Linked DNA regions of Homo sapiens: region 2 is linked to region 1. A link is an interaction called in ENCODE POLR2A ChIA-PET data of the cell type or tissue named here. Cell type or tissue: B cell. All regions are shown on one strand. Links, peaks and the distances in the headings refer to the core of each region. The heading gives the core; the rest is flanking DNA. Region 1 has its middle 12 kb from the start of MSGN1. Region 2 has its middle 5.6 kb from the start of LINC01866.

What was found. ChIA-PET counts read pairs that join two places held together with the same protein. Peaks named below come from ENCODE experiments on the same cell type or tissue, not always from the same donor. Only the 100,000 strongest peaks of a DNase experiment are listed, where the experiment ranks them.
Region 2: POLR2A ChIA-PET joins it to region 1 with 11 read pairs; 1 of 35 experiments calls an interaction of 5 or more read pairs at or near these places.

What each region holds. Positions count from the first base shown.
Region 1 is chr2:17,802,156-17,806,554 of GRCh38, reverse strand. No RefSeq gene overlaps it. Among named protein-coding and RNA genes, the nearest start is that of MSGN1, 12 kb to the left of the region's middle. In B cell, for the core only: no CTCF peak of the experiment used is centred there; DNase peaks (open chromatin) are centred at 363, 1,194 and 1,994; H3K4me3 peaks cover 1,398 bases; H3K27ac peaks cover 2,672 bases.
Region 2 is chr2:16,958,915-16,963,313 of GRCh38, reverse strand. No RefSeq gene overlaps it. Among named protein-coding and RNA genes, the nearest start is that of LINC01866, 5.6 kb to the left of the region's middle. In B cell, for the core only: no CTCF peak of the experiment used is centred there; a DNase peak (open chromatin) is centred at 2,563; H3K4me3 peaks cover 1,103 bases; H3K27ac peaks cover 1,420 bases.

The DNA.
Region 1 (4,399 bases), core at 73-4,072:
CCTACCACTTCTAGTGCTTTCCCTGGCCTTAGGCCACATTATTATTATTATCAAGCAGCAGGTAAAGGTGATATTTAATTATATTTTCCTAGAATTAAACACTTTATATAGAACATTCTTTTAAAAATAAAATCCTTTTGTATATTAATATTGATAACAGTAATACACTTTCCATTTTTTGAGTACTTACAGCACGTACTCTATGCTAGGAGCTAAAAATAAGGGCCTTGCATACATTCACTCATGTCATCCTCCATACAGTCCAGTTAGGTAGGCATTATCATCATCTTACAAGGGAAGAAGCAAAGCTCAGATGCTAAGGACCTTGCCCAAGGTCATGGGACACAGCTTCTTTCCAAACCATAGCCACACCCATCGGCTCTGCAGCTGCCACACCGAGAGCCAGCTGCAGTACTCTCGCCCATCCCTGCCCTCACTGCTTGTCTCTGAGACACTCAGACCCTGCTGGCTCTGTGCACCCTGATTTCAGTAGCTGTATTTTGCTGTGGGGGCTCCTGCCCACCCTGAGCTCTACACACTCCCCTGACTTTTGTACACTCCATAGTACCTTCTTATAGCCACAGCCATACAGAACTCCACTGGCCAGCCCAGCCCTGGCCTTCCAGTCATGGGACAGAGCCTGTGTGTGTACAGTTAGACATAAGTTGGGCCAGGAGTGGTGGCTCATGCCTGTGATCCCAGCACTTTGGGAGGCCGAGATGCGTGGACCACTGAAGGTCAGGAGCTCAAGACCAGCCTGGCCAAGATGGTGAAATTCCGTCTCTACTAAAAATGCAAAAATTAGCCAGGGTGTAGTGGCCAGCGCCTGTAATCTCAGCTACTTGGGAGGCCGAGGCAGGAGAATCTCTTTAACATGGGAGGCGGAGGATGCAGTAAGCCGAGATCATGCCACTGCACTCTGCCTGGGCAACAGAGTGAGACTCTGTCTCAAAAAAAAAAAAAAAAAAAAAAAAGTTAAAAACCTGGGCCCTTTCACACTGCCACACAGTCTTGGCACTCAGCTAACATTCACCAGAAAATAGATAATTCTTGTGGGGCAAAGGGAATATAGGTGTGTGTGTATGTGTGAAGAAAACAACTAAGTGAAATGTGACATTTTCCTGTGTCCTTGAGTTAGCAAAGAGAACTGAAAGTGGTGCTCTCCTGCATGGATAGCGGCCTGGAGCTGCTGTGCTGTCAAGCCTGTGACAGTTTCAGCAAAGCCTGTGTGAGGCTCTTGGGACTGTGACTTTCATGTGACTGCCATTATGCTAAGGAAATAATAAAAGTAGTTGGGCCTCGTGATTTGACTTTATGGCTCATTGTAAAGCCAAAGAGTAACATTTTGGTTTTGATCCATTTAATAATAAATTGTAGAGCATCATGCAATGTGTGAACAGATGATTTTCACAGGCTGGGTATTTAACCCTTGGGCAGGACAAAGCAACAGACAAATAAACGGCAACAAAATAATTAAACTTAATTCACAGGAGAAGTGAGAAACAGAAGAGTTCTAAACTGTAGAAATCCTTTAGAACAGAGTCTTGTGGACTTCTCCAGCCTGACCAGAAGTTTTGTTTTTCTTCATCCCCTTCACTAGGTGGTCATGAGGAAAAGCAGCATTCTCCCTCCCAAACACCTGGGATGCTCCCTTTCTCAAGCACTTCCACTGTCTGGGCTCAGGACCCTGTCTCATCAGCTCGCTCCACAGTCAAATGCCTTGTGAATTTTCTTTGCCAAATGAATGTGCACAGAAGCCAAGGCAGCGTGGTTTACTCTAAAAAGAATCCATTTGGGGGCAGCCATGTCCCTGCGGGGTCCCTGGCACCTGAATATAAACCTCTTTCTCTTTTGAAAATATTACTAAATATGTTAATTTGGGAACAAAATGCAGTCACCATGTCCACCCACAATGGGCAGTTATGCAGAAGATAGGAGGGTGGCAGAGAGGGGACTGCAAAGTGTGGGTGAAGAAACATAAGAGAAGAGGAAGAGGGTAATAAAAAGAGGAACAGAAGCTCATTCTCCCTGGAGAGCATCAGGGCAGGATGCTGTGATTATTCTTATTGCAAGGAAATATGAGCAGCTTGTCTTGATTCGGCAATCTCAGAATGTCAACATTTATCCCCAAATAGCCAAGTTTTCTGTCACCAACTCGGGAGGGGTAGCAGCCTTGAGTGCTTCTCCATGGATTCTTCAGCAACTGGCCAGCAAGATTTAAATGAAATCTCATGTGTTACATTTACACCTACTCCCCCTTTTAAGTTGGATTCTTTATTACCACTGGTATTTGGGGTGGCATTTTAATACCCATGTCAAAAAGTTGAAAGCAATTTGCACGGAGTTTGTTCTCCAAGGATTCTCCCCTGTTCTTACCAGCCTGAGAAGAAGAAAAGTGCAACATTACTTCTTCATTTTTCTTCAGTGATGACAAAAGTCCTGTTATTAAAGTGAATACTAAAAATGGTTGTCTGCATAATGAACCTGCTTATTTTCACAAACTTTAGCCTTTGCTTTTGAGTGTTTTCAATTCAGATTTCCATACTTGCCAGTTAACTGACACCTAAAAAGCAGATATAAGGCAAAGAAGAAATTGGGGGAAATATTTTTCAGTTTTTTGATACGGGATAGTCAAACATGACAGGTAAAACATTATTGCTATGAAGAACTCACACAGATAAGAAAAATACAAGCTTGCCACTGGGAAAATGAACAAGGGCATAAATAAACAGCTCACAGAAAAAGAAATACAAGTGGCTCATAAACATAGAAGAAAATGTTCACCTCGGTAGTAATCAAAGACATGTAAATGGAAATGACAAGGCAAGGCCGTTTTTCACCTCCCAAATTGGCAAAGTTGGCAAGAGGATGAGGAAGTGGTCCTTCCCACACATTGCTTGTGGGAGAGTCAGTTGGTTCAATTTTTAAAGTAACTTAAAGTCCAAAATTCATCTTAGATTCAAAAGTACTTTTGACACAAGGACTTTATACAACTAAACAAAGTTACAGTCAAATATTTAGGATAAAAAATATTCGCCATAGTCTTACAGTAAAAAATTAGAAACAAATATCTAATAGCAAAGAGGTAATTGCATACATTATTTCCTATTCATATGATGAAATATTATATAGTTGATAAAGAAATCATTATGAATAACATTTAATATACAAAGCTTAATTTAATATTAAGGCTTTTAAGTAGGACATATAAAATTAATACTTTGATCCAATTGAAAATTCTTTCTCATAGAAATATGACTAAGTGTTAAGAGTGGTTACTTCTGGTAACAGGAATTGAGAGTATTTTTTTCTTCATTCATCTTACTTTCTTCTAGTGGTTAGGAGCCAGAGTTCCTAGGCTCCAACCTTGACTTCTCTGCTTACTTAACTAAGTGATTATAAGCAGGTAACTTCATTTCTTAATGTCTCAGTTCCTCTACTTGAAATAAAGGGATAATAACAACAGCTACTTTACAAGATTGTTGTAAAGATCAATATACATAAAGAAATGTCATACTACTGCCCTCAGACATTGTCAGTACTCAATTGTTGCTATCGTCTTGACAGTTGTCAGTATTTTCTAAATTAAAAAAGATTACTGATTTAAAAATTAGAATTTCAAAACCAGTGAATGGTCAAGGCTGGCCTGATTAGGTCCATGTGCAAATGAAAAAGATTCAGGAATCACAGGCGCTCTCAAGTTGAATCAAAGCATATGGGTAGTACACTTATTTAAATATTTAAAAAAAAAAAAAAAGCAGGCAGGAAGGAAGGGAGGGAGGGAGGAGCTTCAGGTGGAAGTGCTCCTGTAAAGATGACTGGGACATTGACAGGTAGGATATAAGGTTTGCTGAGACCTTGTTGGAGTTCCGTGTTTCATTTGCAAAGAGTAGAAAGAAGTGGAGAAGAGACTCAGAGGAGGACAACAAGAAAGATGAAAGAGAGGAAATGTTGTTTCATGAAAAAAAGTTCCAGTCTTTTCCATCCCAGAAGTGTAGCTACTGAGCAGTTGAAGAACTATGCTCAGCCCCTTGTGGACTGAGTGGTTACCCTCCATCTCCAGCAGGTATGAAGCCCACGGATAAGCCTCTCGCTGTAGGGAATCATAGAGTTCACATTCACAGCATTCCCACACTTCCCTGCTATCAAGAATCACCTGGGGAGAGGGAAAGCATATTTTTAAAAAGACGGTTCCGCCGGGTGCAGTGGCTCATGGCTGTAATTCCAGCACTTTGGGAGGCCGAGGCGTGTGGATCACGAGGTCAGGAGTTCAAGACCACCCTAGGCAAGATGGTGAAATCCCGTTTCTACTAAAAATAAAAAAAATAGCCAGGTGGGGTGGCGGGTGCCTATAATCCCAGCTACTCGGGAGGCTGAGGCAGAGAATTGCTTGAACCCA
Region 2 (4,399 bases), core at 273-4,272, 840 kb after region 1:
CCTTAAATTTTATCTTGATAAGACAGATGACCTAGGCCATCTTTTCCAGGTGTACCGTTGTAAGCCATAAATGTGCGTGTCCTCAAGGAAATCGATGGAGAGAACATTTCTTTGATATCTAGACACTTTGCTTCTTATCTGTCCCATTCTCCTCACTTTCAGACATACACACACAATTTAGTGATCATTGAAAAGTTGCTTCACTTCTCTCTGCCTCACTAATCTCATCTGTAAAGTGGAGATTACAGTAGTTTTCCTGCAGATTAGTTCTTGTCTATTAAACGTGTGTGTGTGTGTATGTGTATGTGTATGTGTGTATCTGTGTGTGTGTATGTGCATGCATGTGTATTTGACCACTATTCTATAGAGTACAATGTAACTCTAGACACAAAGTCTCTATATATCTCCCCTTTATTGCCTAAATAGCTCTCTGTGGAGAAGTCTGTCAGTAACAACATAAGATTATTTGTTCTACTCTAAGGATCTTTCTTTGCCCTTTGTCTATGAACAGGAATCAGTCTGGACAGAGCTTCAGGAGCTCAATAGACTCTGAGCTAATGTTGTTCATTCAGAATCTGCATCTTCAGACTACAAAGGGGCCCATCAATTTTATCTCAGACCTGGAGCAGCTGTATTCAATTAACACTGTGTCACACAACCACCCATTCTGGGACCAACCCCCATCCTTTGTCTCCACTGAGACTTGCCTTCACTTGGAGAAAGGCCTGCAAACTCGTCATTTATCAGACAGACTCAGCTTTGATAGAAAACTTTAGCCACAGAACTTGCTATCATATCTGTGGGAAATGTTCCAACCCTAAAGATGTGTGGGCTGATTAAAATTTTTATTACCCCTTAAAAATTGAAGATTGAATTTAGTACATACAGAAGCTAAGGGTATCTTATTTGGTTTTAAATTTGACTGACGAAGACCTCTAGCTTCTAAGCTCCTAGTTTTTTGGATTAACTTTTCATACCATAAAACCACTTAATCATGAAAATGGCAGAGTTAACATTCACACTCTCAGTTCAGATGCTGTGAAGAAAAAGGTTGTTTCAGCCACAGGATTAGAGGGGCAAGTACGTGGACTAGGAGTACACACATTCTTCTTGCTTCCTGAGAGGCTCACTTAAAATCTCTTTTGGGAAGAGATTCCAAATCCAAACTCCCAAGCAGAGCCTGTCTCCTCTGGGCAATAAAGGGTGGGATTAACTCTAGCCCCCTCATCCTTTCCCCTTTTATCTCATCTTTGGTGGCCTGTGGCTCTTGTTACCCTCCCTCACTCACTAAGTCTGCTTTTCATTAAGAAATATGCTGTCAAACAATTATACCTCAAGATAGAGAAATATTTGAACCAAAGAATCTAGGAGCTAAAAGAAAAAGCTGGTAGTAAGATATTCAATATATTAAAAAGAAATAGAAACTCAGTGAGATGTGGTTCCATTCCCTGAGAATACCCAACATGTCAGCTTAGGACAGAAATGTGATTAAAAGGCAAATTTCCTGAGTCCCAGACTAGAACTCTGTATTAAAGCTATGATTTACAACAATGAGAAGTAGGTTTAATTTAGTCCATACACTAAGCCCAATATAATTTGCATGATGAAGGAAAATATTTTTAAAAAGTATTCATGTGAGAATAAAATGGAGAAATGTATTGGGCCTTTAAACTTGTTTAAACATCTTTTTGGGCTATTGTAGACAGAATTCTTAGATGTCTCCCGAGATTTCTGCTCCCACCCCCTGGTGTACTCATCTGTATAATCCTTAATCTTTGAATGTGGGTGTGAACATGATGTGACACAACTGCCATAATTTGCTTACCTTATATGACAAAGCTTAATGGATCTCACAGATATAATTAAGGTTCTAATCAATTGACTTTGTGTTAATCAAAAAGGGTATTTTCTTAGTTGAGCACAACCTAATCAGGTGAATTGTTAAAAGCAGTCAGATAAACCTAAAGGGAAGTTCTCCTGCTGGTCTTGAAGGAGCAACCACAATGAGTTCTACAGGTTCAAGAAAAATAATTCTTCCAACAAACATGTGAGGCGGGATGAAGACCCAGAATATCAGAAGAGACAGTAGCCCTAGCCGATACTTTGTGAGAATTGGAGCAAAGGTCCCAGGCAAGCCTTGCCCAGACACTTGACTCACCTAAACAACAAGATAATTAATGGATGTTGTTTTAACCACTAAATTTATGACAATTTATTATACAGAAATAGGCAACTAATGCAGATTTTGGTAACTGGAAGTGGGGTGCTACCGTAATGAAAACCTAAAAATGTAGGAGGAGCTTTGGAATTACACAGTGGGGAGAGACTGGAGGAATTTTGAAGAGTATAACAGAGAAAGCTTTAATTGCCTTGAACAGATTGTCAGGAGAAATGTGAACTTTGAGGGTGCTGTTGGTGAAGTCTTAGGAGGAGGTGGTGAACATGCATCTGGAAACTAGAGGAAGGGTCCTTGTCATTAGGTAGTGAAAGAACGCTTAGTGAAATTATCTCCTGTACGTATGTGGAAAGCAGAAGCTCTAAGTGATGAGCCTGGTTTTTAGCAAGGGGATTTCCAAGCTGCTTTGTGGTTTCTTGCTGCTCATAGTAAAATGTGAGAAGAGAGCGATAAATTGAGAGAAGAACTGTTAAAAAAAAAAAAAAAGTAGGACTTTACCATTTTGAAAATTTGGCCTGTAGCAGGTTTTGTACAACCCTGAGCTAAAAATGTTCTTTATATTTTTACAAAGCTTCCAGAGTAGTTTCACTAATTACCAATCCTGAGGGAGGAATCCCACTGCATGGAGAAGAGCTAAGATCATCACTATGCCAACCGCCAGGAATAGGAGTCCAGACGTGTCTGTCCAGTGCATCTTGGGCTACAGTTTGACCAATAGCCTGAGTTTGGCAAGAGAGAACATATTCACACACAGCAAGTTATATGAAGTGGGTTCATATACAAATAGGCATCAAGGGATAAAAGGAGTCTCAGGTCCATTGTGAGCTGGTCCTTTCTCCACCAGATTCAAGAAAGCTGCTGGGGTGGATGGAGGATCAATTACATGTGCCCCTCTTGCACCACAGCTGAAGGACCCTGACAGAGAGCCAGTCCTGGGTTATATACTTCAGGGGCAATATGAATCACTGGGCAAAGCTTGAAAGGATATCATGCTTCTAGGGTAGGGAGGAACAAATGATAGGCCATCCCAGTCAGTTCCTCCTTAAATCAAGATGTATTCCGCCAGGTGCGGTGGCTCACGCCTGTAATCCCAGCCCTTTGAGAGGCCAAGGCAGGTGGATCACAAGGTCAGGAGTTCGAGACCAGCCTGGCCACCATGGTGAAACCCCGTCTCTACTAAAAATAGAAAAATTAGCCGGGCATGGTGGCGGACGCCTGTAATCCTAGCCACTTGGGAAGCTGAGGCAGGAGAATCGCTTGAACTCAGGAGGTGGAGGTTGCAGTGAGCTGAGATCGCGCCAGTACACTCCAGCCTGGGTGACAGGGCAAGACTCCGTCTCAAAAAAAAAAAAAAAAAATGTTTTATTCCTTAGGAAAGACAGGAGCAAGGCAAGGCCCAGGCTGCTTCAGGCAGTTCTTATCTTAAGATACTACATCCCAGCACAGTTATTCTAAAATCTACACGCAGGAAAGGGTGGGTGGGGAAAACTGGGTTTGTCCAAGGCCACCCAAAGAACTGTACCACAGAACTGACTAAAAGAGAGAAAAAAAGTACTATGTAACAGAGACTGTATATGACTTGCAAAGTCCAAAATAATTACCATCTTTAGAGAAAAGATTTGGCTGCCTTTGTTCTAGAAGATAAAAGCAGAACTTCTCAAAGTGAGTCTGTAGGACTCTAGGATGCTTTTATAGTCACTACAGGATATTTTGTCGTGGTGGACACAGACCAGTGGGGTAGATGATGGGTGAGCCATTCTTAACAAACGAGAAGGAACCAGAATCTTAACAGCGTCAACTCGAATGATGGGAAGTTGATGTAGGTGACTCTGTGGTCTGTTCCTCATCAGCCTTAACTTAGACACCCTCTTCCTAATGTATTGAAGAGGGGTGTCAGGTAAAACAATATCACTGCTCATTAAAATGAACTTTGATGACGTTGTGGCTGTATTTGGGGGCTTGGATTCTACTGACTTTAGAAAATGCATGGATAAAAATACATATGTAAAGGAACTTATTGTTTTCCCAAGATATCTCTTACTTGAGCAAGTTTGCTGAGTCTCAGTGTACCATGGGTATGATAAAGTTGATAAGGAAGACGGGTTTGGCAGTGCAGTTAGTGGAAAGAACCCTGGCCTTGGAATCAAGAGGCCTGGGCATGCCATTAACCCTTTCTTCATCTTAATCTGCCCGTGTGTAAATTGGAGAGGATTGGAATAGACC